Regions from separate parts of the Mus musculus genome. Here all the other regions are linked to region 2. Evidence: chromatin loops called from intact Hi-C (ENCODE). Cell type or tissue: left cerebral cortex. All regions are shown on one strand. Each heading gives the region's core, and the rest is flanking DNA. Links, peaks and the distances in the headings are about the cores only.

Region 1 (10,256 bases), core at 3,547-8,546, 380 kb before region 2:
GTTTCTTCAAGTCTTCAATCAAGGAACATAGCAGGGCTGGAGTCATTTCAGACAGAGATGGGAAATGTGGAGATGGAAGATCTCAAGTTGTTTCTCAGGGGGCTAGAGTGCTTGCATGAGAAGTGAGGATCTGAGACTGACACAGAAAGCATGCATGCTTATACACAGACAGACAGACAGACAGACTGATTGGTGGGAGAGAACTGGAGACTTCCTTTCAAATATACAGGAATTCACAGTGTGCCCACTGAGGTTGCTAGGAGAATTTGTTTTGCCTCTATTTCATTCTACGATCCACAGGCACAAGGTAGCTTTGGCCATGTTGTCTGCTGTGATAACGAGAATAAGGGAAATTACATCCTGGTTCTTAAAACACCCAGCAGTAAGGTACTCTTAATAGTTGAGTTGACTTCAGTAGTCACATGCCATGCCTGGATTCATGAGCATGTGACAATATTCCTCTGTCACCTCTGTTATGGTCAGATGTCAAGGGCCCTGCAGAGGCTGAGTGTGGGACACTTGGTCTACACAGGATGGATGCTGTGAGAGTGAGAGAGGTGATTGGATCAAGAGGGCTCAGTCTCTGCCAATGGGTTGATCCACACATGGCTTCATAATGTACAGCCTCACAATAGTGAGGGGAGGGCAACGTTCTGAGATGAAGCCTACCTGCTGGAAGATACTGGAGGTGTCTGCCTTACCTGTGGTTCCTCTGTGGTCTCCCAATTACCCCTGTTAGAAGGGGAGCTCTGCTCTCTCACGTGTTCCCTGACATTGAGTTCTGCATCTCCGTAGGCCTAGAAATAATATACCGGGACTAAAACTTCTGAAATAGAGCACAGAGAAATGCTTTCTGCTTTAAACTTCTTCCAGATAATCAGAGATGAAGTCTTATTAACACAGTGCAGAGGAAAAACCAGCAACAAGCTAACATCAAAATCTGTTTTTAAATAGCATTAATATTTTAATACTTGCACAAAGCATTTCAGAGCCCAGAACAACACAGTGTTAATATATCAGAATGTTTGCTCATTATAATTCTTTTGAATCTTTTAAGGAACAAAACTGTGATGATTAGTGTTAATTAGCAACTTGACACACTTTATAGAGCCACCCATGGTACATGCCTCTGGGCATACTTGTGAGGGGTCATCCTTTAGAGTAACCTGAGTTTCTGAAAATGTTGAAGGAGCCATCTTAACTGTGGGCTGAACCATTCCTTATGGACTCTCGAGTGTATAAATGGAGAAAGCAAACTGGACACGAGTCCATTCTTCTTCCTCGTGGTGGATTCCACGTGACCAGCTGCTCCAACTTCTGCTGCTTTGACTTCTCTGTATTGACAGGCTGTAGTTTGAACTGTGAGCTAAAATAAACTCTTCTCTCCTTAAATCTCCTTTATCCAAGAAGGTATTCTATTACAGCAACAGGAAAAGAAATGAAGACAACAACCTTGTACTGATGAAACAGTATGAGAATCTGGTTTTGTCCACGGTCTTTATCCTTTAGCTTAAAGAACAGAAAATTGTAACATTCTTAAACATCTTGCAGCGTCCCTGGCAAGGACGTCTATAGCCGGGACAGAGATAGTTCTTCTGAGCTACAGACTCCTTGATGGAGATGTCTACATCTGAAGGAGGCTGATGAGAGGACCAATGGGCAAGAACCAGCGGTGTCCAAGTCTGTCTAGTCTCCCTGTTGAGTTTTCTTCCCGCCCTGACTCAGTGTCTCCTGGAGTCCTGGACTCAGTGTCAAGTCTCCCAGGTTCGTGGGCTGAGCAGGTTGTCAGAGAACTTATTTTTGAGACCTGTTAGTCACCTCTGAGGAAAGTGCCCTCCATGTGCAGCCTTTCCCCGTACTGATCATGTGCTGTGAATGTGGAGGTCAGATGACTAAATAGCCAGCACAGCAGAGATGCACCACACAGCAGACTAGAGTGTTGTTGGCCTGGAAGCTGCCTGGCATTGTTGACCTGTGTTTCTAGGAGAGGCCAGCAGGGGGCCCTCAGTTCTTTGCTTGAATTTCTTGAAAACATCCATGGAATATCTAGGCAACCTAGGTCATAAAGAGAAAGCTTCAATTAGAAAATTAGCAAAAAAGGGTTCTTTCCAGCTCTGGGGCACAGGCCTGTAGGATATGCTGAAGAGGCAGAGGCAGAAGGATCTGAGTTTGAGGCCAGCTTGGTGTACACATTTTTTCTTCCCGCCCACAAACATCTTTTAAGAGGCTCTAGAGTTACATTCGTTGGTAGGGACCAAGCTATATATTTTTATTTTGAATGCATAGCCGAGATATAATTGTATCTCTCAGGTATACCTTGAACTTTCTTCTGGTAAGATGAAAATTCTACAGATGTTGGGAGGATGCTTCCCACCTTCCCTGTACAATACTTACGCTGGCCACAGATGAGGTGTGTATTCACAAGGGAATGCCTTGGTTTCCTTCAGGAGGCGGTATATATTGTGAAAATTAATTCAGTGAGACGAGTAGTAAAGCCTTTGTGTCTGGCTTTGAGTGAACTATTACAGCAAAGTTTTTGTTAGGTTTGGGTCAATCAGTAGAGGCTGAGAACTTGTTATGGGCCTGTTTAAACCTTGAAGAAATGTTTTCTCTCTGGAGAGTCTGCACTGGGTGCTATGTGAGAGCTTGCAGCTGCTCTAATCTTGGTCCTACGACTCCTGGCAAACCCGGAGTTCTTCCTTTTGATTATGACTAGCCATGTTAAAAAGGGACTGAGATTTGTGTGTGTTGTCTGCTATCCTGAGGAGCAAAGGGCAAGATAACTTTGGTAGCTGGAACCTTTCCCAGACCCAGTTAACCTTGTTTGGTGTTTAAATAAGGTAACTGATGTGAGCTAGCTGGGTGTCAGTCTTTCCTGGGAAGGTTGGGCCCCTCTGCTCCTTCAGAAAATGAAGGCTTAGCATCTTGTTGAGCTTCTCTGTCTATGGCTGCACCTACGACCAACATCAATCAATAGCACAGGGACACCCTTGCTACTCTAGACTTGACCTGCTCAGACTTTGTTAATCAATGACAAAAGAATTGCTGCTTTGGGGTTACAGTGAGCTTGTGGAAATAAAGATAGATGAGAATTTTTTAAACTAGATATAAGTTTCAAAAAAGAAATACATAATCAACAATCCTGTTGTAATTTCCCCTTGTGTAACGATTTTGATCTATTTTAATATGTTTTTGTGGTGATTGCTCAACTTGTGGCTATGAGGTAACTTTCTTTTTAGATAGAAAACTTTTTTAAAGGGGTACAAAAGAGGGTTAAGAGAAAAAAAATAAATCGCTGGAGCCTGCTTTTGCTTCACCCACTGTGTGTGTGTTTGTTTGTGTGTGTGTGTGTATGTTTGTGTGTGTGTTTGTTTGTGTGTGTGTGTATGTTTGTGTGTGTGTTTGTTTGTGTGTGTGCGTATGTTTGTGTGTGTGTTTGTTTGTGTGTATGTGTTTGTGTGTGTGTGTGTGTTTGTTCGTGTGTGTGTTTGTTTGTGTGTGTGTTTGATTTCCCTCCTTTTCTTTTCTCTAATCGCTGGCTGCATAGGCAGCAACCCTCGTTGGTCACTATCTGAACTGACCCCCCCACATCCACCAGCTCCTCTCAGCACTAACCCCAATCGCTGAGGATACACCTTGCTGCCTGACTTGATTTATCCTGTGGTGTCAAAGCTGGCCTTTGACAACAAACTAAAATAGATTTCCAGCTGTGGTGGCCCATGCAAAACCACAGAGGGCTGAACTTAATCAATGCTAAGACAGGAGGACAGAGTGTCGCTTTGAGGAGAATCAGCTCGACCTGGGGAGAGTGATGTAAGTGATTGTTAGAAGGAGTTAAACGCAGAGAAAAGGCAGGCAGTGCTTTCTGGAGGGACACCTGGCTGCTTGGGGACTGGGGATCACACTTTCGGATGGCCAATCATTGCAGTTGTGCTAACTTTACTGTTTGGTCCCTGCTTTTCAGCTGTTTCACCAACTTCCTCACTCACAGCATCGCTATATTCTTCATGTTCCAAAACCTAGCAGCTTTTATCTAACCCCAACATGGCCACCCTACCTTTGAGACCCAACAGCAGCCTCCCCAAATGGTGTCTGCTCTCTGTCCTTTTTCTTTTTCACCTGACCGGAGTTGGGATATTTTGGGTAAGAGCCTGGGTACTGAAAACAACGTATTCTGCTTCCAATCAAACCACAAACACAGCTGTATCTTCCTGGTAGCCACAGATACACACAGACACACACACACAGAGACACACACACAGACACACACAGACACACACAGACACACACAGACACACACAGACACACACAGACACACACACACAGACACACATAGACACACACACAGACACACATAGACACACATAGACACACATAGACACACACACAGACACACACACAGACACACACACAGACACACATAGACACACATAGACACACACACAGACACACACACACAGACACACACAGACACACATAGACACACATAGACACACACACAGACACACACACACAGACACATATAGACATGCACACACCAACACCTATGTCCCCATCCCCTGTAAATGTGTTCAACCTTCATGCCATGGAAAGTTTGGGCCCCTCTCTATTCCAATAAAGCAATCTCAGCTTGCTGGTATCTAATCTCTCTTCTCTCTCTTCTCTGCCTCTCCTCTCCTACAGTGGCAGTGTGCTCTTCTATCAAGTCCCCAGAGTCACTCTTCATTGTGAGCAGAAGCACAATTCTCACTTCAAAGGGAATAAGCATTTACTCTGGAGACAAAATGAGTGACTATGCCCAGAAACACAGATTTAGATTACCCAAAATAGAGCAAAGGAAGCCACACCCAAAGACACTTGTCAAGCACATCGGTGGAGATGTGAGAGACATGGTTACAGTAAAGTGGGAGCCGTTGGTATAGGCTCAGATGTTACCTGGTGATGCTCTCTGTTTTTGGATCGGTGGAAGCTACCTGTCTGTTAATATATGCCAAGGAGAGCTAGTCTTCTGAGTTATTCGATGGCGAGAAAGGTCAGGGACAGAGGGGAGCAACAGTTATTGTGAGGGCTAAAGATGGAGGGCTGGAGAGATGACTCCTCTCCAGGGAGATCTGATGTTCTCTTTTGACCTTCAGGAGTACCAGGCATGTACAAGGTACACATACATATATACAAGAAAAGCACTAATGTGCATAAAATAAATGGTTCTTCCTTCCTTGCTTCTCTCTCTCTCTCTCTCTCTCTCTCTCTCTCTCTCTCTCTCTCTCTCTCTCTCTCTCATTTTTTCTAGAGGTCTAAAGTGGCTCATAAAAGTGGCTCACAGCATTTCCAACCCTCAGCGGCCACTAAAGCTCTAATCAGCCTTACAGAAGTTTATGTGGAAGTCTCTGCTTCTTTCCAGAAACTTTGATTTTCACAGGCTTGAAAGGGGCTAGCAATTACTGTTCACCCTTTTTTGAAGTTGTTATGCTTCTGGGTTGATTCCCACAGGACATCAATTTTCACTAAATGTCACTGTAATGAGTACATTCTCGAACTGGTTCATTTCACTAACAGGAGAAATAACCTTTCCGATGTTGCTGAAATCCCAGGAGAAGTTGAGTCCCCACCCAGGGGACTGAGACCTCTTCTTCATTACTCTCAGCTTGAGGAGATCGACTTTGAGATCAGTCAAGTCACCATTTCCCAGCCATAGCCTAAGAGGTACCGGGTACCTTTCCCAGGTCCAGGGCCCCGAGAGCCTCTGCAAAGCTGTGGCCTTAGCAGGGCGAGCCTGACTATTCCAGAACACAGACCAGGTCTTTGCTTCAGAGAGCCTTTGGATTTGGAGATGGCTTTCCAGGGTTTCCCCACCCACCACAGTTCCACCGCAGGCTATCAAGTGAGACCCAGGCTATCACGTGAGACGCTGCATCACAGGCCTTGGGTCTCCAGCAAGGCTGGGGGTGGGGGGCAAACACTGAGTCTAAAGCTGATCCTCAGTCATCCTTGGGGTATCTGCTACACACTCTATCTAAATTGGGGCTGTCTCAGACCATCTGTCTTTCTTTGTTCTGTGACTTGGTCATTAAAATCCCTTGCACAATGTGTATAAACAGCCACCAGGGGGCACTCATTACCATAACATCCTTCGTGACCCTAAAATATTCTGCAGGTGTATAGACCAATAGCCTGAACTTCCCCATGTACAGGTCTTTTGGGAACTGCACTCTCTCCTCTCTCCCACTCCCCGTGAGCACAGGGCTCCAGGTGCCGCCTAGCCCTGCCCTCCTCCACCTCACCGACTTCCCTCTGTCCAGTGTGACCTCAGCATTGTTAGCAGCAGAAGCAGCAGTACTGATTGTAATGATGATGGTGAATGACTTGGCCTGCTCATTTAAAAATGCCCGCCAAATCCTTGCAGCCAACCATTGGACTGAGCACGGGTCCGGGATGGAGGAGTTAGAAAGGGAGCTGAGGGGGTTTGCAGCCCCATGTAGGGAGCAACAACAGTGTCAACAGGCCAGACCTCCCGGTGCTCTGGAGGAGTACCAACCAAAGAGTACACAGGGAGGGATCTATGGCTCTGGCTGCATATGTGGCAGCGGATGGCTTTGTTGGACATCAGTGGAAGGAGAGGCCCTTGGGCCTGAGGGTGTTCGATGCCCCAGTGTAGGGGAATGCCAGAAAGACGGGAGTTGATGGTTGGGTGGGGGAGCACCCTCATAGAGGCATGGGGAAGGGGGATTGGATAGGGGGTTTCAGAAGGGGAGACCTGGGAAGGGGAAAACATTTGAAATGTAAATAAAGAAAATAGCCAATTAAAAAAAAAAAAAAAGGCCCGCCAAGCTGTCAGGAGGAAAATAATCATCACGTGACTGGTCGCCATCTTGACTTTGGCATAAGGAGGGTGGAATTATAGTTTCACTCCCATCTTTCTTAAGGGCCACAGCACAGGTGCAAGGAAGTAGGTCTCCAAAAGATACTTTTAAATTGAGATAAGATTTATGGTTCTAGGCTCATAAAAGCTAGTATAGCTAAGAAATACAAGTTGATAGCCACTAACCTTATAAATAATCATATCTTTTCATTTGTTTGGAATTATATTTAAAGTCATGTTGAGAACTGATGCAGTTAATGATTAAAACTTTATTTAGCCTCCTGTTTTATGTTTGCTAGATGTACAGTTTAGAGAAGATAACTAGAAACAGACATAGATTCTAACCCAGATATGCCTAGTAGGTTCTAGCACTCAAACCTGTCAGAGCCCTGCTGAATATGGCATTTAAAATCTTAAAGTTAAGATGCTTAAAATGACAGACTTCCAAATCCTAGCAATGGAACTCCAATGTCTCCAAGAAGTTATGGACACAACAAGAAGGGATTCTAGCTGGATTGTGGCAAGATAGCCACTAAGAAAGATTGCTCAACTGCCTTGCCTGCTCCTGAGGCCTGGCCTTAACTGTGGACAAATAGGGGCACTGGGCATGCCTTGCATTACTTAAGTCAAAGCAAGATCAGTTTCCCCAGTTCTTCCTCCACAGGAAGGCCTCTCAGATTAGCCCGGCCTGGCAGCTAATGATTAATCTGTCTCTGTGACCTGTGTCCCCCCACTAAGCCATGGACATCACAGGATCCTAGTGGGGTGATTGTCTGGGTAATGGGTGAGTCAGTCAGTCATTTTAATTGAGACATGGGCCATTTAGATTATAGTATCCTTCTCAGGTCTTTGAGGGGTCTGAACCCAGTGATCAACAACCTGTGTCTCATGGTAAATAATTGGATAGGAAAAGTTTATGTAAGGTCTGGGAATATGAAAGCTTCCCAAAAAGTAAGGGTCTAAGAAAGTGTTTAAAGGTCTAAGAAGATGTTCTGAGGTGGGTAAATGCAAGTTTCGAAGGATTTATCTTTTTGTAAACTTAAGAAGGTTCTTGTAAGCTTCCGGGAATTTATTTGAATCTACCTCTCACTGGACTGTCGACTAACAGTCTGTTTCTTCCTGCGGATGGGATCTATCCTGGGACCTGCACCTCTCCTCCAACTCCCAAGACCATGGGCCTAAGAGTTTGAAATGTCCACCCCCAAAAACGTTTTTCTCTCTAACCTTTATCTTCTGCCCCTAACTTCCAGGTGTTCTCTCAGAATCTGCATCCAGCAAAGCTCCAAAACAGTTACCCACAGGTGCTCTGGCCCAGCCTCACAGACTGCTTCAACTGAGCCTTCCCGCTCTTACCCACAGATGGTCCCACAGCCTGGACAACAGTGAAGCAAGCAGTTCCTCCTCAGACTTGGCCAGCATCCCAGCCCTTTGTTCACACCCCATAACTGCAGAGCCCTAATGTCAACAGGAAGCCCTCAGACAATTATGCTGCTGACTCTCAATCATTTATAACCTACAAAGGGCTGAAATGTTTGGTTTCCGGCCCAGGGACAAGGGACCGAGGCGCATGTTTTACATATCCAACAAACCCACCTTTAATATAATCTAATCTGGTTTATATGGGCTCATTTCACGGGCAGAGGAATAATCGATTACAATCCACTTAAGCTCATTTTTTAAAGAATAAGATTTATAGATAAGTTATCTATATTTCTTTTTTTTTTTTTTTTTTCTTTTTTTGGTTTTTTTTCGAGACAGGGTTTCTCTGTGTAGCCCTGGCTGTCCTGGAACTCACTTTGTAGAGCAGGCTGGCCTCGAACTCAGAAATCCACCTGCCTCTGCCTCCCGAGTGCTGGGATTAAAGGCGTGTGCCACCACCGCCCAGCTACAAAGATTTATTTGTTATCATTAAGTACACTGTAGCTGTCTTCAGCTGTACCAGAAGAGGGTGTCATATCTCATTACGGGTGGTTGTGAGCCACCATGTGGTTGCTGGGATTTGAACTTAGGACCTTTGGAAGAACAGTCAGTTCTCCTAACCGCTGAGCCATCTCTCCAGCCCCCTCTATATTTCTTAAGAAAGTTTCAGAGCATCCTTTCCTTCTTATGAGCTACTGACATGTTCTGAGGAAATTCCTCTTGTGCCTGTCACCATCTCAGTCCATCTCTCTTGGCTTCTTTGTCTTTTGCAGCTTTCATATACGGCCAGACAAGCTGACACTGCTTTGATTTACCATTCCACTTACCAGGTGAGAACCATATTCATGACTGCCCAGACATCTTATACCTGCCATCTTCTCTCCCTTCAGGGCTTGGGATTAGTCCACTCCACTGTGGACCCAGCATCTGCTATTGTCTGCATTGACCAGACACCATGATGGAGGGATTTGCATTATCCCATCCAATGCATCTGATCAAACCCTTTAAACTTTGTACTATATATGCCCTTTATAATATATATGTCCTTTATACTATATATGCCCTTTATACTATATATGTCCTTTATACTATATATGTCCTTTATACTATATATGCCCTTTATACTATATACCCTTTATACAAATATGCTTTTTGTACTATATATAACCTTTATACAATATATACCCTTTATACTACAAATACCCTTTGTACTATATACACTATATATAATATAAATGTACCCTTTACACTATAAATGCCTTTTATACTGTACATGACATCTATATGAGATATACCCTTTATACTATACATATCCTTTATATGTGTATATATGTACTTTATATTTAATACTTTATACCTGTCATCTTACCTTGACAGAAAAGTATGTGAAGTTGCTGTAATTAAAAACCATTTTTGCAAGTCTGCCTGAGGCAGATTGGGTGCTCCAGACCCCCTCTCATACCTAGAGACAGCCTGACTTCTAGGAGTTCCATCATAACTACGATCACAGGTGAGACCCCCTTCCCCACCCTAATACCTGGCCTAATTGGGTCCCCACAAGGCCCAACAGATGCAGGAACTATTTCCCTGCTGGAGGCTCATCTTCCTTTCTGTCCACAATTTCACCTGAGGCAGACCAGGAACTCCAGCTCACTTGGCCCGCTAACCTGCTCATACCCAGAGAAAGCCTGGCTCTCAGGAGGTCTCCCTTAACCAGGGTCACAGGAGATTTGCTGGAGCCAGGGACACAGGAGGCCCTCCTAACCAGAGACAGCACTGTTTGCCTCCCAGAAGGCCTGCTGACACCCATCTTACAGAGAGCTACCTTCCTACAAGGAGGGACAGGCTAGTCAAAGACAGCAAGGCCAGTTAACACCAGAGATAACCAGATAGTAAATGGTAAACACAAGAACATTAGCAACAGAAACCAATCCCACTCGACACCATAAGAACCCAGTTCTCCCATCACAACAAGCCA
Region 2 (10,256 bases), core at 1,959-6,958:
TGTTGGTTATGTCTAGTTGTTTTCATATTTCTTTATAAGGTATTATTTTTTTCCATTTTTTATTAGGTATTTAGCTCATTTACATTTCCAATGCTATACCAAAAGTCCCCCATACCCACCCACCCCCACTCCCCTACCCACCCACTCCCCCTTTTTGGCCCTGGCGTTCCCCTTTTTATAAGGTATTATTATTTGCTACTTTTTGTTTTGTTATAGAAGAGGATAACATAACTGCCAAATAAAATTGCCCTTGTAATGAAATCAGCACCATGGCCATCTTCAGCCCTGTATTAGAGTCATGAATTTGGACCACAGGTTGTTACAGCAGCAGCATATTTTTCTAAGTATATACCTAAAATTTATTCTTTGAACATGTCATATATAAGACACAATGTAGTGTATTCCCTCCAACTCTCCTATTTCTGTCTCTTATGCCTTGCCAGTTGCCCATTTTCCTCAGAACTGCACCTCTGAAGACCCTCCTCCTGGCGCCACTGCTGTTGTTAGTTCCTCAGCTAGAGGTGGGACCTCGGGTATCCCTCTCCCATCCAATCCCCAGGTTTTTCCTCAATTACGTTTGATTTCCCCTCCCCCAGACACCTTAGCAGCTTTCTCTATATTTTGATCTCTGAAGGACAAAGTTGATCTCCAGTCACCCTCTGCTGACCACATGCAAGTGTTCTGAGCAGACCCCCAATGAGGCGCACCTTCAACAAACCTGTGAAGAGTGTCAGAAGTAATTGTACCTCTGGTCTCTGGCTTCGTTCCCATCCTCGACACACCCGAGTTCCCACCTTGGAACCCATTATTCTCTGGGTCCCCCTTTTCACCAAAATTACAAACATTAGCATTTCCCCATCTGTCTCCACCCAACCTTGGCCCACAATCTCTTACACAACAGTGTAAGCAACGTTTGAAGAAGTACCATCTGTAAGGGGCAGAACACTTCTTTAAAACAAACAAATAAACAAACCGTAGCTGTTTTAGTTTTAGACTTAGAGAAGTGATTGAGGTAGTGCTGTCCCATCCCTTCCCACTGGCAAAACACGCTTGAGTTTTCTTGAAACTGATTCCTTTTGTCATAGCTTTCTTGTGTGTGTGTGTGTGTGTGCGTGTGCGTGTGCGTGTGCGTGCGCGTGCGTGCGCGTGCGTGTGCGTGTGTGTGTGTGTGTGCGCGTGTGTGCGTGTGTGTGTGTGTGTGTGTGCGTGTGCGTGTGTGCGTGTGTGCGTGCGTGTGTGCGTGTGTGCGTGCGTGCGTGCGTGCGTGTGTGTGTGTGTGTGTGTGTGTGTGTGTGCGCGTGTGTGCATGTGTGCACGTGTGCATGTGTGTTTGGTGAGTAGCTTGGTGGGTTTGACAGATTATGGTTATGGTTCTGTGGATGTTGTACGTGTTTTTCCTAGGGTGTTTTGCCACCCAGAATATCTCAATCTCACTTCCTTCTGTTGGGGGCCGGGGAAACAAAAGTTTCTGATCTAACAGCAGAAATAGCCAGCGTGGTTACCCACCTAGTTGCTGTTGAAAGGCAGGAAATGTTGCAGAACTCAGCCTTATTTTTCACTTTCTGCAGGTGGATGGGAGTGTTCAAGCCTCCAGGGTCTCTATAGTCCTTTATGTCCAACTGACCCCAGCACCCATTGTTAGCATTTTGTCTAAACTCTGCCCCCACAGTTACCTGGCAACAGCCAGGTGTGCCTGACTCACTATAAAAGGGGCTGCTTGCCCCTCCTCTCTCCCTCTTGCTCTTGCCTTCTTGCTCTGCTCTGTCCTCTCGTCCTGTCCCTCCCCCCACATTCCCCTTCCCTCTCTCTCCAAGTGCTCATGGCCAGCCCCTACTCCCTACTCTCCACCCCCACCCCCCCTACCCCCACCTTTCTCTGTCTCTACTACCATCTCAACTCCCCTCCCCATGCCCTGAATAAACTATTCCGTACTATACCATCCTGTAGCTGGTCCCTCAGGGGGAAGGGATGCCTTATCAAGGGCCTGCAGAGGCACCCCCTTCCCTAAACCTGACTACTTATTCACCAAACATATTTCTTTTCTCCTTATCTTTTTAGAAGTACAACACCCATTCTTTCCTTCAGGTCCCTACATACTGGTGCCACAGCCTGTGGGACAGGACTTGGAGGAGGAAGAAGAGATGTTTCTCAGCTCATTTGTGTACCCCCCCAGCCAGTTACCTAGAGCTACCCATTACCAATACAGAGAGCCTTGCTTATCCCTTCCACTGCCCAACAAGAGTAGAGAAAGAAGGCATTGACACAAGGAAAATGACTTCATGGAAAAAAAACAAAAATCCTCAATATGAAAAAAAAAAAAAATAGAGGACTTCTTCCACATAGCATGTTGGGATGGAAGCCCTCTGAGGGTGGGTGTCAGTGGGTAGGAAAAGGGTGGGGAGCAGGTTAGCAGCCATATTGTACGTTTCCTTCCTTGTCTCTGTCCAGAAGATGGAAATGGGCTCAGACACCCTGCAGATTCAGGAGGGGCTTACAAAGGCCACCAGATTTTCTGGGACCCATCAATATAGAGAACGACTTGGCAGTCAACATGATAATCCCCTAGAACAGTTCAAAGATTGGGAAGGACACTTCTTCAGAACATTGCCAAGGACAACTCTCCAAACCAATGACACTGAGAAACTGTCAGCCTGTCTCCATCCTCTGACTCTTTTCCTTTGTGGGGGACCAGCCAAACTTCATTTGTCACTCAGAAGTAAGGGTCAGAGACAGGCAATTCAATCAATGTGCCAGGAAAAGGAATCAACAAAGGGATCCGGTGACCTCAAGCTCATCTTGGGATCCTAACATGGCTTTAGGCATAAGCAGGGGAAGAATTAAGGAAGCAGATGGTTCTCTTGAGCAAGAGGACTCTCCAAACCACCTGGAAGAACAGGAACTGAGCAAATGATCAACTATAGCACTGTCAGACTGAGAGCGCTTAGTCAGGAAGCCCTCTGGGCCCTGCACTAATACTTCCTCTGCTGAAACCCTAGCTGATGTCCATTCTCTAGAAGATGGGATTCATTTCTGTGTTCCTCACACAGGCATTTTGTATTTTGACTAAACTCCATATTTCCATCACGAGTCTTGTTTGGAGCATGTTAGAACCTCAGGGCTCAGTTACAGCATGTGCTCCAGGCCTCCTGTTACAAGATGCGTCATGAATTCCAATGCTAGAGTCCCAGACTACACTACATGTGCTGGCCCGTGGCTAAAGCTAATAGTGTTTTCCATGAGTGCTGACTAAACAAGTGGGGAATTCCAGAAACTGGGCACAGTCAGAACAGACTCTTAAGAGATTTCCCCGCAGAGAAGAACAACGCAAAAGTCATCACACCCACCTCTTAAAACACCTTCGTATGCAACAATATGAACTAACCAGTACCCCGGAGCTTTTGTCTCTAGCTGCATATGTATCAAAAGATGGCCTAGTCGGCCATCAGTGGAAAGAGAGGCCCATTGGTCGTGCAAACTTTATATGCCTCAGTACAGGGGAACACCAGGGCCAAAAAGTGGGAGTGGGTGGGAGGGTATGGGGGACTTTTGGGATAGAATTGGAAATGTAAATGAGGAAAATACCTAAAAAAACATTAAAAAAAAAAACACCTTTGCGTGGTTGGTTTTGGCTCTCAATTTAACACAATCTGAAATCACTTGCAAAGGGAGTTTCCATGAAGGATTATCTAGATTAGGATGGTATGTGGGTGCATCTGAGGAAAACTAACATGGGGAAAAAAAATCCTCCCACTGAGATGAAACCATTCTTTGAGCAGGGGATTTTGGACTGTCAGAGAGTGAAGAAATTGCACTAAGCTTCATTGTTCTTTCTTTCCACAGTGGCTGGATTGTGACCAACTGCTTCAAAGGTCTGCTGCCTTCACTTTCCTCCAGTGATGCACTGTGATGATTTGAATGAGAAAAGCCCCTCATAGGCTCCTGTATATGAACACTTGGTCCCCAGTTGGTGGTGATGTTTAGGGGAGGTTGGGAAACCTTTAGGAGGTATGACCTTGCTACACTTAGTACACAGCTGGCGGTGGGTTGGGCTTGAAGAGTTTTTAGCCAATGAAGGAGAAGACCAAACAAATCAGGCAAGGAGACACACTAATGCACAGGTATTCCCAAAACAGTATGGGACATGAAAATCCATAAGATTATCAAATCATTGGGCCTGTAAAAGTGATACTATATGTTCTTCAAGGAAAATATGGGTGCCCTCCTCAATATCAAATTGAAAACTGTGCCAGTGTAAGAAAAGGGGGAGGGGGAGGCAAGATGCACAGTAAAAACCCCACTGCTTCTTATACTAAGAATTATCTGCTCTATAGACAATTACAGACCTAAGCAAAAGTCCTGAAACGAAGGTATCTGAGATGACTCACTGGGCTTTGCCGGGGCTACTGACCTGGGTACATTCCTGGGCCTCACATTTGACTGACACCGAAAAGTTGATCTCTAACCTTTATATGTACACACACACACACACACACACACACACACACACACACACAGTGAAATTACCAACATGTGTATGTTGAGAACTGGAGGGGCTACTCACCCTGAGAACGGAGAATCAGATGCACGGTGCTGGGAGCAAGAGAGCTGCCTTACTAGTCCGTGCAGTGACTAGCCTGAAAGCCACTGCCTTTTCAATTGTGCCACACCTGCAGATATTATCTACATGCAGCTTAACGCTCAGAAGGAGGGTCTCAACTCTCCCAGTTCTCTCCACTTCCTCCCTGCTAACTCCCCTGCCCCAGCAAAGAACACCTAGAGGGCCGCTCAGCAGTTTAAGAATGCTTGCTGCCCTTTTACCTGAAAATTTTAAGTAGTTCAGACAGCTCACTACCATCTGTTAACCCGAGTGCCGCAGCATTCAGTGCCCTCTGCTGAGCACTGGCGCACCTGCAGGCTTGCACACAGGAAGCTCCTCCCATCCTCTCCCCCTCCCTTCCCTCACACAGGAATGCAAATAAAAATATAACTTTAAAAGAACTCGAAGTGTCAACATCACGGTGTCATAAATAACACCGTGCAGAGCCCTATTTAAAATAAACAACCCTGCGGATTGTAGTGCTGCTCCCGGCTCCCTCAAAGCAAATTCTTTCATATGAAACAACAAAGTCTCATCCAACCGCATCGCTAATAACTAAAACGAAACACAAAACAAGTAAGGAGGGCATTGGTTGGAACCCGTGGGCGTCCCTGCTCCTCAAATAACTCTGAAACTCTTCCCTCAGGTATTCCCACTGTACCGAATCTGGAGATCTAAACTAGTCCTCCCTAGTCAGGTGGCGCCGGCTCCATCTCTGAGTTCTACAGGGCAGGAGCCCCAGCCTGGCAGGGCGGGGAGAGGTGGGGTGGGGCGGCACACGGGTGCCTGTCACAAGTCATATCCCGTGAAATGTGTATGTTAAGCCTCCAATTAAAACAGAAAGAGAAGAAATAATCTATCAAAAATCTAACAGACATCCCATCCCTCAGGAAAACAGTTCCATCTCCAATGGACATAAATTCTAATTAATAAACTTTTTTATTAAAAATAAAATTAATAAATAAAATTAATAAATGTTTCCGAACATCAAGACAAGGTGTGACATCCTTTCCTACCTCCTGTTTGTATCTTCTGCTTGTTGCTTGGCTTGTATCGTCCATAGTCATGACTCAAGCCAAAGATAAACTAAGTTTATAATTATAAGGTGCATTAACACACATCTCTTATTTGTTACCTCCCAGATACTCTTTCTTTTGCAAACATTTATAAGCTACTTTATATTGAAAAGTGGGTCAGGAAAACTAGTGATGTAAAGTGATGAATTTCATTTAACAGTTAATTACAATGAATTGATATAGAAAAGCTACCTCATAACTTATATGATTGTAAATCAATGCCTAAATAATTTCTTTCATGCATATACAACATTTAGTTTATATGATATTTTTCACAGATAGACATTCTATGTCCCCAAAGCTTTAAAGAGCTTTGTGAGAAAATGCTACTATACTGTGACAATTCACAGTTGATATGTAGAGAAAAAAACAAAACAAAACAAACAAACAAAAAAACAAGCCAAAAGAAAGAAAGAAACAAGCAAGCAAACAAACAAGCAAACAAACAAACAAGCAAACAAAAAACCAGACTACTTATCATTTCAGGCTTTAATTCTAGCGAAGTGATGAGATAAATCATTATGCAAGTCACATCAGCTAAAGCACACATAGACTCAGTCAAAACATCAGAGGTGTAAAAAATTCCGTGGCTAAACAAGTCAAACCAACTTTTCAAATCATGTATCAAGCAGCAATCCCTCTATCTAGTTTCTATCACACTGGGGCCGTGAGAACCATCAAGAGACTATTGAAAGAGATTCTCACCTGGACACCGCTTCTCAAAAATTCCATTTCCAGAATCACTGCAGCTACGGGATTCTGTAAGAAAATAGCCACGCTAAGAGCAATAGAAATAGAAATAGAACTATTTGCAGAGAGACACTCACAAAGTCTATTTGTACCCACCTCTCTGCCCATCTTGCATTAGTGTCTGTGTCTGCATGACTTAGAGGTCATTGTGAACTTGCTATCTCTGACTGCTGATGCTCATGCATATAGTTCAAGTATGATGCGTGGTGGTGAGGGTTCAGGTGAGAGATAAAAGACTCAAGATTTAGAGAGGGTTGGAAATACCGTTTCAAATTAGTGTACATGGCAGACGAAGTCACTAGCAAACTGGAAAATATCAGAGATGGGCAAATGTGTGATTCAAAACCAGAAAATCAACAGAGTTGTTAAAGAAGGAGACTGTATTTCTGTATTCTTATAGACTTAAGTGCAAAATCACGGCCCACAGAACCCAAATAGTGGACTCCACTCTTGTTTGATGAACTACTGCATCCCTGCGGGTGTGGTTAGAGTATGATGTAAAGTTACTTTCACAAGTATGTTGTTTTTTTTTTTTCAGATAAAGATCAGTTGATTACTTTCTTCGCATTTGTTATGAAATACTAGTCTTCCATTATGTTGATATACTAGGAACACCTTCATCTTGCTAGCATTGAATGCCAGGAGATCTGCTTGCCTAAGCTATCAGCTGACATTGGGTTTCAAGGTGAGAGACAAAATATGTTTTACTCTAGAATCTGAAACAAAGACATCCATTCTCACATGTTTTCACACTAGACTGGGAGTCCCAGCTCATTGTGAAGAAGAGAAAGACTTCATGGCTTCATATAAGAACAAAAAAAAAAGGGTTATACAGACTGGAAGAGAATGAACTAAAGAATTGCTTTTTTAATTATGAGATTGTTGGAAGGAAGAGAATGTTAACTTATTTATTCTTTTATTAAGTAGTTTCTTGTAGCAGATGACTTGATTGTCCAGGTAGACTACCTTAAAACCAATATAAAGATTTCCCAAAACTAGAAAGGGAAAACTCCAATGTGCAGGGATCAAGGCTAACATTAAGAAGCGAATTGTTTTTTGCATATTAACAGTGGATAATTAGAATTTAATATTTATAAGTGTAATTTACAATAATGCCAAACATTAAAAATGTTTAGACATAAATATATATGATGTATATGTGGTAAACTACAAACTCCTGAAGAGATGTGAAATGATACTAATTTTGTCTATGGTCTAGAATCTTAAATAAACCTCTTAAATCATTTAAAAGACTCTGAAACACTGATTTTAAATATGTAGAAATAGAATAATCACCATAATTTTTATAAAGAAGAAAAAATTTGGGAGGATTCATAAAGAAATCTTTAACATCCTAATCAAGAGTATTCAATATAGTAGGACAGTACAGAACATGCTGACACGTGAATCGTAGGCATACTGTCACCCCAGCACTAGTGAGGTACAGACATGAGGATAAGCTCTTGTTCAAGGTAAACATCTACATATATAGTTCAAGGCTAACTTGGGTTACATAAGTTCCTGTTTCAAAGAAAAAAAATAAAACCAAAAAACCAAAAAAGGAGAAACATATAAATAAACAGAATAGAAAATGCTTTCCCCAATAGAACCTCATCAATATCATTGCTTCTTTTGTTAAGTAAAACACAACAGCAAAATGTGTGTGTATATATACACACAGAGACATGTGTAAATGATAAATAGTGCTAAAAATTTACATTTCAATGTATAGCATTTTTAAGGAGCCCTTAAAATTTCTTTACTTTAAACAAAAAATAACTTTTAACAGAAAACTAACTATAAAAATACAGAATTATAAAACTCTCAGAAGCAAATAGCAGTGATGATTTATATAAACTTGATCTGGTAAACAGGTTTCATATATAATGCCTAAAACTCAATCCATGAAAGAGAAAAAGGGAAAGTTGGGTTTATCTGAATCACAAAACCACGGCTGTACAAAACAGTTTAAAAAGACTGAAAACACATTTTGCAACCAGTTAGTACATATTGGCAAAACAAAAATAATAAAACGTGTGTTCCAATGTTGAAACAACTCCAGGCACTACATGATAGGGAAAGACAGAGTCCAAAGAAGATCTGAGCCAACACTCCAAATAGTTCCACCAAAGGAGATGTGTAGTAGGACAATTAGCACGTAGACATGCCCAGCATCGCCTGTCACTGAGGAAATGCAAATAAAATCAGCACTTTGATGTCAGCAGATGCCTATTAGAATGCTAATATTAAAGGAGTTCTCGAAATCAAGTCATGATGGATTGGGGATGGTCACTCATGGCTGGAGTAGAGAGATGAAGAGCCACTCTGAAAGTTAGTTTAACGCTTTTGCATAAAGCTAGATAGTCTGGGGTATGATCCTCGACCTAAGCCTTATGAAATTCGCCAAGTTAATGTTTATAGAAGATTAAAAAAACAGTTTTCCTCAAACACAGAAGGTAGAGTAACTTTATGGTCAATATTCCCGATAAATGCTATCTGGCTGTGATCTAGTTGTTAAAGCAACTAGATATTTATGCAACTAGATATTTATGCTGACGATCTGCGCCCTCTAGGGGATATGTGAGATTGACAACTCACCTTTCTGGTGTTTGTCCAAAATTCTACAACCTAAGTATAATTTTGAGAAAACTATCTGGCTATTCCAACTTGGGAACAGTCTGTAAAATATCATATGAGCACCTTTAAAATAATAAAAAATGAGGAAGGGGTAAGAAACTGTCGGAGTCGAGAGTGTCCCAAAGAGAGATGATGGGAGGAGTAAAGGCGCTGTGCTATGCTGTAGACATCGGAGTCTTAAAATTCAGGGAACAGGCACAATCTGATCGAGGTGTTAATTAGGAATAAGCATCAACACTGCGTCATGAATTGTGTCCAATTAATCATAAAATTGGCGTGTCTGCATTTCCTGCAATTGGCGAGCTGTCTGTCTTCACAAGGAAAGAAAATAAATAATAATACAGAAACTTTAGTGTTGGGTACATGAGAATTTTCAGCATTTTTTTCTGTACATCTAAAATCTGTGCTAAAAGAAAATTTGTGGTTTAAAGCACAATTTCCCCTTGACTGCTCCGACCATATCCTTTGTGGTTTTACAGTGATAGACTGTGTTTTGGTGCTACAATTTTATATGCACTTTTTTTGTTGTTGTTTCTGTTGTTAAACTTATATCCTTCTGTTGTTGTCTCTGTATCCTTCTCATTAAAAAAAAAATGGATGATTCTATTTATAGGATGGGTAGACAGATGCAACACACAGGAAGAAAAACTATAAAGAAGCCTAGAAAATGTTCCTATCACTGCCAACACAAGTGCACGTACAAAGGTAGGAATCTGGAGTCGTGCCCTTGATGACTGGCTGTTATGGCTAGAATGTTAGCAGGGACTCTTGTTTGTTTGTTTGTTTTGTTTTGCAGGACAGGGTTTCTCTGTGTAGCTCTGGCTGTCCTGGAACTCACAGATATATGTCTGCCTGCCTCTGCTTCTCAAATGCTGGGATTAACCATCCAGCATTAGTGGGGAATTTATTTTAATTCTACCTTCATTGTTAATATTTAGAACTTAAACTAGCTTGGTCTAAAGAATGTTGTTACCTACTAGGCAATGCTCAATGACATCTATCTACCTACCTACTTGAATAAGTAGTTATCCATAACAGTCATAGCAGCCTAACTCTTGACACATAAAATCTATTTATAAATAGTTTTAGACTGAGTTTAGACTGAGTCAGTTTTTTGGCTGAATTGAAGATTAAGAAAGCCTTATATTTATTAAAGTAAAATACACAATTATAATGATTAGCACCCAGATTTGTTT
Region 3 (10,256 bases), core at 2,166-7,165, 140 kb before region 2:
CCACTGAGAGGCTGAACCTGTCTTCCTGAGATATTCCTGAGATAGCTAACAACCTGTGGAATTGGCAACCCAATGCTAACAGCTCTGACAGACTAGTGCTAACAACTTAGCAACAAAGCATCAAGAAGCCTGGTGTGGTAGGGGATGGGTTTTCCCTTTATAAGCACAGACTCTTAGTAAACTTTGGTCCATGATCAGAAATCTGTCTTGGTTTAGTTACTTCTCTCGCCTGATATAGTTCTTGACAGCAGACAAATGCCTATTTTCTTTTTCACTCCCATTTTCCACTGTCAACCCCTGGCTGATATCAGCACACTGGGCCAATGCTGACTCAGTCTAGCCTGTATCTCTTTGTACCTACAGCACCAGTTTTGAAAAGATGAAGTTTAAAGCCAGTGCTAGCATGAATACAAAGTGTTGCTCACTGTGCCAGATACATCTTCTTACTATTCTTTCTTGTAGAGCTCTACCAAGACAGTGTTCTCTCAGTTGATCTACTCATACTCAGGTCCCACCCGTACCTGTTCGGGCGCCATCTGTAGCCACCTGTGGCCACACTAACTGGGTTCCTGTGAGTGGGAGGTTGGAGCTGTATGGGAGAGTATCCCGTCCCGAGGGACTCAGTTATTTGTGGGTGCGAGGGGGACCGCAAATCTGGGAGAAAATGGGAGGAAGAGAAAAAGGAGCTGGAGACCAAGTAGAGGGTCCTATGGAGGTCTCAGTTTATTAGGCTGAAACGCCGGCTTTTAAAGCACACATCGAGGGGAATAGGGAAGGGTTGAGGGGGAATTAACAAAGAACAAAGCAGTGGGCATCTGCTGACATGAGGGCTGAAGTCAGAGTGGTGGGCACTCTGAGTCTTATCTTCGGAACATAGATTCTCCTTAATAGCCTTGGGTGTCAGGCCAGGCTCAGCTTGTAACTCATGTCCTTGGAAGTCATGGGAGTCAGAAAGAGATAAGGAAGAGGGGACTATAATTCAGCTTTTACAGCCTCAGGTGCCAGGAAGGGAACAGGGAGAAGGGAGTGATGACCGGTTCCTGGCACAAGACCATTTGGCTTGTCAGGGTGGGAGATTGTGAAGGGCTCGCTTTCTCACAGTATGGTCTCTAACAGGAGAGGAAGGTGAGAAGTAACAAGACCAAGACAGATTTCTGATCATGCCCAAAGTTTACTAAGAGTTTGTGCTTATAAAGGGAAAGCCTGCCATGCCAGACTTCTTGATGCTTTGTTGCTAAGTTGTCCCGTCCAGCAGGACTTAGTTATTCCATGGGTCTAGGAGGACTGAGGCCTGGAAGAGAAATGGTCAGAGAAAAGGGAGCGAGACCAAGCAAAGAGTTGTCAAGGTCTGTTTAATGGAGTCTAGGAGCCTGGTTATAAGCACACAATGAGAAACAAATAGGGAGGGTTCGGGAGGGTATAATAAAAGTACAGATAAAGGGATAGACATCTGGGGCGGATGCTGATTGCAGGCTTCAAACATCTTGCAGCTTATCTCGGAGTGCCGGCCCTATCTAAACAGTCCCAGGAACCAAATGGAGACATGAAGGAGGAGGTGATGCTGGCTTTATCTAAACAGTCCCAGGCTCCAAGTAGAGACATGAAGGAAGGGATGACATAACTCCCATCAAAGGGTCAGCCAGATCTTCAGGGTGAGAGTTGCTGAGGTTCTGGTTTCCCACATTTTGGTCTCTCACACTAAGTTGTTAGCACAAGTCTGTCAAAGCTTTTAGCATTATGTTGCCAAGTCCACAGGTTGTCTCAGGCTATCTCAGGAATATCGCCTTCTGGGGTTTACAGAGTGACTTTGTTATTAAACAAAATTTAGAAAAAGGGATAGTGGTAAATTTCAGTAGTACGGTGTTTGCCTAGCATGCGTGAGAAGGTTTAATCCATATACAAAGTAAGAAGAAAGTTAACAGAGAAATTGTTTGTGAACTGTTATTTCGTCCTTTTTGGGACTCATCAGTACAGTATAGCACATGATCCAAAAATTTAAAATATTTTGTCCTTAAAATTTAACAATGTGTAAATGATTGCAAGATTAGGCATCTGAAGGGGTTTCAGTAATCAGCTATCTCCTCATCTGAAAAGAACCTATTAAAGAATAAAATTCAAATGGCATAATCATGTATGGAGTTCTTAAAACTGTTAAATTTGGAAAATGAAATTTGTTTGTAACATATTCTTAGTCTGTTTCAATTTTTAAAAAATCTGAGAAGTAAAGTGTAAAATTATTTGACAATGCTATTAAATCTTAGTGTAAAGCATTGCTTTTAATCCTGTCTCTATCTGCTTTCAGATTGGTCATTGAATTTTTTAAAAGAATGATGACTATACTGTCTATAATGTTTGGAGGCCACAAGCCAATTATTATCTGTCCTGTGATTACAGAATAAACTTCCATGGGTTCAGTCACCCCACATTTTTAGTGCCTCTGAATTCATAGCAAGGACCAATGAAAAAAGTTCATACCTGATCACAAAATGTACCTCACTAATACAGATTTGTTTATACTTTAGTTTTACCTATCAGTACTTATACCCAAACACCTATTTGATTTAGAATCATCTATCCAAATTCTATGCAGTATATCTATGATCCTTTAAGCAAGTTTTCATCTTTGCTGTCAGTGTGATTACTGATGAATTTTGATAATAGTTTTGGTAGATATGAGTAGAGGAGCAACTGTAGATAACAGGTCACAGAGCATCAGTTTCTCACGCATGCTTTGGCACATTCCCTATCCGGGATTTACAATTAGTGGGCGCTGTAAGGTGTAGTTGTTGGGCTTGTTACAAATCCATTTTTTATGTATATCCCCACTGCTGTTGTAGATCCCCCTGTTACTCAAGTAGGCACATTCTCCTCCTCCTCGGGTGAGAACCCTAAAGCAAAGAACAAATAATAATTACTGCACAGGCTAGCATTGCATTAAAACACCTGATCTAGTTTTAAACCTAGCATCTTTTACATCCTCAGGGTTGATTTGAACATCACATCTTTGTCATTCATCTATGTTGAACCCTGGGATGTGTGTACAAAGGAATTAACTGGTGCTTGCTATTATGCTCAAACAAACTGCTGCTCAGGGTGACATCACTGAGGGTGATTTTCAGTTCTTGATGTATTTTACACATGTATAAAAGTGAGGGAAACCCTACTTCTTAATAAATTTCTTGGAGGTCTTAATGATGGATGTGACTATATCTGTATTTTACCACTCCACTGAAATGGCTCTGTTCAAAATGGCTAGCTATGCTCACACAAGAGCTGTCTCTGGGCTTTTTGATGAGGAGGCATTAGAAAGGTTACCAATATCCCTGGAATATCAGCTTCAGTAAACAGGTACAGGGAGAACAGAGGACCAACAAGTCTTACCCATGCAGTTCTGCACTGGCTTCCTGGGCTTTTTAACACTCCTCCTCCACCCTCCCTGATATATAGTTCTGACACCAGTAAAGAAAAATTTTCAGTTGGTGATATAAAACAGACAATATCTCCCCCAGATGCCATTATTATGGTATAGATTTTTGAGTGAAATTACTCTAAGTAAATGTGTTGAAAGATGGCCAATGAATTGGATGATATAAAAAAAAAAACCTGAGTTTGTGATGTTGTGGTGTTTGCATCTCTTACAGATACAATGCACACATTTCACAGCAAATAAACACAGTATAAGCGTAAGTTTTCTGAAAACGTACAAGTTGTTATACTCAGTGTTGTCTGTCCATATCCAAGGGTGTTCTGAAGACTCTCTGTGTAGTCCAATCCAGTGGTCAGAAGCCCCCTTGTATCTCTTCAGAAAATTCTGTCATAACACAGATAAAGGAAATACATGTGTCTCTCAGTTTAACATGACCCTTGAGTCTCCACCCTAGAGCCTCCTCTCAAGATGACAGCATCTTATAACTGAGGCTCATCAACTTTGGAGCCATAATAACCCTTAGTTCTCAGTATAAGCATTTTACACCCATAACCCAAAATACATTGATGTGACTTGGTAGGTCCTTGATTTACAATGTCCTTGCCATTTTTAATAGATGCCAAATTCATTATGCAACAAGTGAATGCTTGGAGAAGAGCTTACATGACCACAAGGTATCTCAGAAAATTGTATGTGTGGCCTGTAAGGTCTTACTATGCGCACTACATGATAACAGATCTCTGCAATAGCTTAGGGCTCAAGCCAGAAGCAATAACACCAGGAAATGGCACAAACTACTGTCTTCTGCATATACCCCATCTGCCTGAATGAGATTCTTCCTCATGCTTTAGCCCCAAGCTCTCAATCTCAAAGCAGTAGTACATATTCAACAAAACAACAAACCCATTACTGATCCCCTTTCTTACCAGTTCCTCCAAGCTGTCAAATAGAGCTAGATGGGCATCTAGTGCTATGCAGGAGGACTGACTGAATGTCCAGTTTCCCATGTCTTCAGAAAAATAAAAGCATTTATTTCCAAATCCAATCCAGCCACTTGAGCATACAGCATAGCAAGGTTCACAGCTCTCCATGACTGGTTTTTTCTTTCTCACTTAAATGGAGACAGTAATATAAAATGTAACAAAGAGACATTTCCAAGTCTGATCCCTTTGTCTAGCCATCCAAACTTCAGTTGTGAGGTGTGTACTTGGACTGTAGTTTTCTTAACTGACACTAGGGGGCCCCTCCTAGCATGAAGGTCCCCAATACAGAGCCTTCCAGTGGGGATCTAAGGGAATATTTTCACTTTTCTTCTTTGTGTTTTGAGACAGAATCTAGCTATGTCTCACTGCCTGGCCTTGATCTCACTATGTGGGCTGAACTTGTCTGGAGATTGTAATTGTAATCCTCCTGGCTGTTCTTCCTAAGTGCTAGGAACAAGACACCATACCCTGTGAGAAACTCTTTTCTAGGCCATCAGCTCCTTAGGACTGTCCCTGATTCCTAGCATCCTACAGTGTGCTTTCCCATAATTCTCCTTCACATTCTCCTTTTCTCTAACAAAAGAAAGAAACTCCTTACTTGTCTGGATGTTAGTATAGAAAAATGCCAGCATGCAAAACATGGCAGGGTCAAATAATTTTTGATACCAACATTTTGATCATAAGCTTCCTATAATTCTGACACACACACACACACATACTCCCTCTTTCTCTATATATGTATATATACATATATCTGCATATATACATTTATATGTATATTTCCATATATATGTGTGTGTGTATATATATGTATGTTTGCATATATATATGTATATATGTATATGTATATATATGTGTGTGTGTAAACATATACTGGCTCTTGGTATAGAAACTCAGATTGGCTATCATCAAGAAGTTTGTCAACCACGTTGGGCAGTAGTGGCATATACCTTTAATCCCAGTAATCAGGAGGTAGAGGTAGAGGCAGAGGCAGAGGCAGAGGCAGAGGCAGAGGCAGAGGCAGAGGCAGAGGCAGAGGCAGAGGCAGAGGCAGAGGCAGAGAGGCAGAGGCAGAGGCAGAGGCAGAGGCAGAGGCAGAGGCAGAGGCAGAGGCAGAGGCAGAGGCAGAGGCAGAGGCAGAGGCAGAGGCAGAGGCAGAGGCAGAGGCGGAGGCAGAGGCAGAAAACTCAGAGGCAGAACTCAGCCTGTTCAGAAGCATATTAAGAAATGGGGACACTTATTTACGACTGGTGGAAGTACAAGCAGATATAGTCCACATGGAGGGTTCTCAGAAAACTTAAAACTAGACCTGCTGTGTGGCCCAGCTATGATATTCCTGGGCATATATGAAGAGAACTCCACATCCTACCACAGAGATACTTGCACATCTGTGTTTATTGCTCCTCTATCTGCAAGGAAACAGAACTGACCCAGATGCTCACCAACTGATGGATAATGTAAATGTGTTACAGGCACAAACAAGAATGTTATTTAGCTGTAAATGAAATTTGTAGGAGGGGGGGTACCTAGAAAGTATAATATTAAGGAAGGTAATCCAAGGTCCAAGAAAATAAGCCCATTGTAAGCCTTCACATCCAGTCCCAGCCTATAGCAGACAGTGTAAGCAGCTGTGTGGGTGCTCATGGAATACCATGTGGAGAGGAGAAGAAAGAAGAGTGATATAAAGTGACAAGGAAGGACAGGATGCAAGTAATGGGCTATAAGTTGTGCAAAGTTTAAAAACAGAATTATTTTTTTAGTTTCAACTCTTCCATAGTTTTTCTTTTTTTTGTGTGTGGAAGACAAGTGCATAAAAATGTGACTGACAAGTCTAAACCATAAGCAAAGCTTCATGGCTTCACAATGGCTATTCTAAGTGTGTGGAAGTTAGTGAGATACCAAGGTTTGGAGACCCAGCAAGTGTATGAGTGGCTGTGTTGATGGGGCCGAGTGATGTGTTTGTTTACCTGTGAGTCTATTATAATAAAGTGATGTGTGTGTGTGTGTGTGTGTGTGTGTGTGTGTGTGTGTGTGTGCAATTGTGCTAGCATGTGTATGTATGTTGTTCTTGTTGTTGTTGTTATTGTTGTTGTTGGTGGTATATGTGTGTGCAATTATGTAAGCATGTTTGTATGTTGTTGCTGTTGTTGTTGTTGTTGTGGTGGTGGTGGTGTGTGTGTGTGTGTGTAAAAAGCTCCAACTACAGCAATGTTTCAGAGGACATCTTAGAAAAATAACAGATATATTTCTTCTCTACCTTCTCCTTTTCCTTCCGGTAACATCAGAATTGGTCGGTTGTTCTTTCAAATGTCTACTGAATTTCAAGAAACAAGTGATCTTTGAAGCAAAATATTAAATGGGGGAATGATACCCCAAATATTTTTACTGGGGCTGTGTTATAGTTGTTTCCAGTTCTCATATCCAGCACTACAAGGCTTTAGTGAAAGGGACAAATATACAGGCAGTGAGGATGACATCACTTCTTTTATATGACTCTTTTTAGGGTTACATAATAGTTTAGGTTACACTAAGATTTGTTGGCAAATGTTTAACCTGTTTAGACTTGTATATTAGTCATTGGTGCAGCTAAAGTTGATTACATAAATGATTCAGGCATTGGTGGTGCACATATTTAATCCCAGCACTTGGGAGGCAGAGGTAGGCTGATTTCCAAGTTCAATGCCAGCTTGGTGTAAATAATGTGTTTCAGGGCAGCCAGGGATACACAGAGAAACCCTGTCTCCAAAAACCAGGATATCAAACAATATTATAAAACATTTTCTCCAGCTACGGCAGCAAAGGTATACAAGAGTTTGCCACATTATTCAAAACAGTCCACAATTAATCCCTTAGGAATCATATTCTAGAATTTTCTAACTATGGGTCATGGGTTCTGTACCTTTCCCAACCATATGACTACTCACTATTCTCACTTCCCTTTAGCTGCAGCTTTGGGTTCCTACTCCTTGAGGTTCCTACTTTGAGATTTTATCTCCTTGTTATCTGCCTTGAACAGTTCCCTAAGGGGACCTATGCCCTCTGCATCTCTCTTTAGAGCTTGCTGAACGTCATCTTCCCAGGGATGCTGAGCCAAGACTCCTGTGTACACCATGGCCTGTGTGTTCTTTCACTGCATCTTCCTGATGGAACCTAAGTTCCCAGACAACAGGAACTTCCAGTGTGTTTTCTCTGGCACCCTTCCCACAATGCCTGAGTCACAGTGGTCAGTAAGTATAACTGACAATGAATATGGACAGAGTGTCACAGAATTTGAAGAATAAGTCACTTACCTGACAAAGTAACAGAAAGAGCAACTACAGCTACAGTAAGGACCATGATCACTCCATAGCAGCAGTAAAGTTTAACACAAGATGCAGCGGAGATGATTCCGAGACATTTTGCTTGGAGTTTTTTACCTGAAAATATAAATCTGAGAATGTCAATTTTGCAAACCTTTTATAGAAAAATATAAATTTATCCCAGAATCATGTGCATATTTGTCTTGTACTCCCCTAGTGAAAACCCCTTCACAGAAGTTTTCAGTCCATAAATGATATCTTTGGCTGACAGAACACTAGAGGAAAGGGAAACAGACTTTGTGTCATAGAATCATCAAGTTATAGAAGTAAGGGCCAATGAGAGAGCAAGAAACAGAAAGAGTGAAGATCAGGATGAAGAAGAAACACCAACAAAGTTATCTATAGGTACAGTTCCATGTGAATAGATCTGGTTAGGGCTGAGGAAACCATAATAACAGTAAAGAGAAAAAAAAAATCAATGTGTCAGGAGTGATGGCTCAGGAATGTGGCTACTAATACAAGAAAGTCAGGAGTTCAAGGCCAATCTTGGTTAAATATTGAGTAAGGGGGCTGGAGAGATGGCTCAGCATTTAAGAGCACTGACTGCTCTTCTAGAGGTCGTGAGTTCAATTCCCAGCACCCACATGGTGGCTTACAACCATCTGTAATGGACATACATAAAATAAATAAATCTTTTTAAAAAAAAGCCTGCGGTGGTGGCACATGCCTTTAATCCCAGCACTTGGGAGGCAGAGACAGGCAGATTTCTGAGTTCGAGGCCAGCCTGGTCTACAGAGTGAGTTCCAGGACAGCCAGGGCTATACAGAGAAACCCTGTTTCAAAAAAAAAAAAAACAAAAAACAAAAAAAAACCAAACCAAAAAATAAAAAATAAAAATTAAAAAAATAAAATAAAAATAAAAAAATTGAGTAAGAGGTTGAGAGAACTATATCAGACCCTGTTCTATCTGTGAATGTAACTAACTAGATAATTCACTTGCTCACTCTAAAGAACTACGTAATGATATGTAATTCAATATATTATCAGAAGAAGAAAATTAAAACAACAACCATTTCATTAATATCAGCAAAAGTATATTCAAAATTCAAGGTAAATACAAAATAACAACTCTGAGCACATTAAGAACTCAAGGAACTTCCCTAACTTGATAAAAGGTTTGTACTGGATAGGTTTATGTGAACTTGACACAAGCTAAAGTCATTTGAGAGTAGGGAACCTGAATTAATAGAACACCTTCATAAGATCGGGTTGTAGGAAAGACAGTACTATATTTTCTTAATTTGTGATTGTGGTGGAAGAACCCAGTGCATTGTGGGTGATGTCATTCCTGGGATGGTTGTCCTGTCTTCTATAAGAAGAATTAGGAGCAAACTGCTAGGAGCAAGTTAGTAAGCAGTACCCCTCAACAGCCTCTGTGTCAGCTGCTGACTCCAGGTTCCTGCCCTGTGTGGATTCCTGGCTTGAATTCCTCCAGTGACGAACAGTGCTATGTAAGCCCAATAAACACTCTAATTCCCAAATTACTTTGGTCATGGATCCACAATAGGATCCCTAACTAAGACAGGTACCTATTATACACCAAAACAAAAATGCAACTACAGTCAGCATAAATGCTTTTCCCCAGTGACGCAGAACAAGGTAAGGATGTCTGCTCACACCATTCTAGTTGTGACTCTGGGAGTCCTGTCCAGGACAGAAGGGCAAGAAAAAGAAATCACAGTCAAGCGTCATAAAAAGAGATAAAAGTTTTGATAGTCAAACTACATGGCTATTTCTACATATACAGTTCTAAAGAGTCTATTACAGGGGCTCTAAAAGTCATGAATGAGTTTATAATGTTGCAGAAAAAATATATCAATGTACAGAATAGTTTTCATTTTATACACTAACTCCTCCTCCTCTTGTTTCTCCTTCTCTTATTTAAACCTCAAGTGTTTATTATGGAAAATTTGAAGCATATACAAAAAATGATATATTCTCAACTCAGGATAACTTCTATCACAGAACTATGGAGTGTGTATATATATCCATGCAGGAAATAAAAATGTTCTAATTATGGGAAAATTTGTTTCAGTTGAAAAGCATCTACACTCTTTTTGATCTTGCTTTTTTGGTGAGTATGAACACTGTTTTCCAGGAAACCCAATATTTTTTTTTCAGTAAAACAAACAAGAAAAACAAAAATTAATGTAATAGAAGAGTGTAGAAAGAAAATACTTGAGTATTAAATAATCCGGTAGAGTAACTAATATAACAGATACCTCCAAGCATTTCTACTTCTATAGAGTCTTACCATGACAGGCTAACAGGCAGGATACTTAGCTCCTCTGAGGGTCTCTGTTGAAACCCCCTCTATCCCTTTAGTGTGATTCAAAGTGCATTAAAATACATACCCATTTCTCCCTCCTGCAGGCAGTCTGGGGCAGTGAGGTCTGTCTTCAGCATGCCCATGGAAGCCTCTTCAACCTTTGCAGCACTCATCTGTGAGCTGAGAGGACTTCCTGAGACTCAGAAGATTTGAAAGAA

Evidence for each region. Hi-C counts contacts between places; a loop is a spot of excess contacts. Peaks named below come from ENCODE experiments on the same cell type or tissue, not always from the same donor. Only the 100,000 strongest peaks of a DNase experiment are listed, where the experiment ranks them.
Region 1: it touches region 2 in a loop (4-fold over the local background); 22 of 42 quality-filtered maps call a loop at or near these places.
Region 3: it touches region 2 in a loop (4-fold over the local background); 28 of 42 quality-filtered maps call a loop at or near these places.

The regions. Positions count from the first base shown.
Region 1 is chr6:128,848,151-128,858,406 of GRCm38, forward strand. It overlaps BC035044 (cDNA sequence BC035044), which reads right to left. Exons shown (of 3, transcript NM_001254946.1): 3 at 1-2,055. The coding sequence ends at 1,932. It overlaps Gm34849 (a long non-coding RNA gene), which reads left to right and starts at 8,883. Exons shown (of 3, transcript XR_378059.1): 1 at 8,883-9,108; 2 at 9,656-9,788. In left cerebral cortex, for the core only: CTCF peaks have their summits at 6,097 (motif pointing right) and 8,180; DNase peaks (open chromatin) are centred at 4,847, 6,149 and 8,268; H3K27ac peaks cover 369 bases.
Region 2 is chr6:129,233,178-129,243,433 of GRCm38, forward strand. It overlaps 2310001H17Rik (RIKEN cDNA 2310001H17 gene), which reads right to left and starts at 5,305. Exons shown (of 4, transcript NR_040268.1): 1 at 5,259-5,305; 2 at 4,562-4,667. In left cerebral cortex, for the core only: a CTCF peak has its summit at 4,898 (motif pointing left); DNase peaks (open chromatin) are centred at 2,940, 3,740, 4,891 and 5,175; H3K4me3 peaks cover 909 bases; H3K27ac peaks cover 2,997 bases.
Region 3 is chr6:129,090,663-129,100,918 of GRCm38, forward strand. It overlaps Clec2e (C-type lectin domain family 2, member e), which reads right to left and starts at 10,241. Exons shown (of 5, transcript NM_153506.4): 1 at 10,124-10,241; 2 at 7,701-7,826; 3 at 4,354-4,538; 4 at 3,705-3,811; 5 at 1,154-2,888. The coding sequence starts at 10,211. The coding sequence ends at 2,744. In left cerebral cortex, for the core only: a CTCF peak has its summit at 4,665; a DNase peak (open chromatin) is centred at 4,677.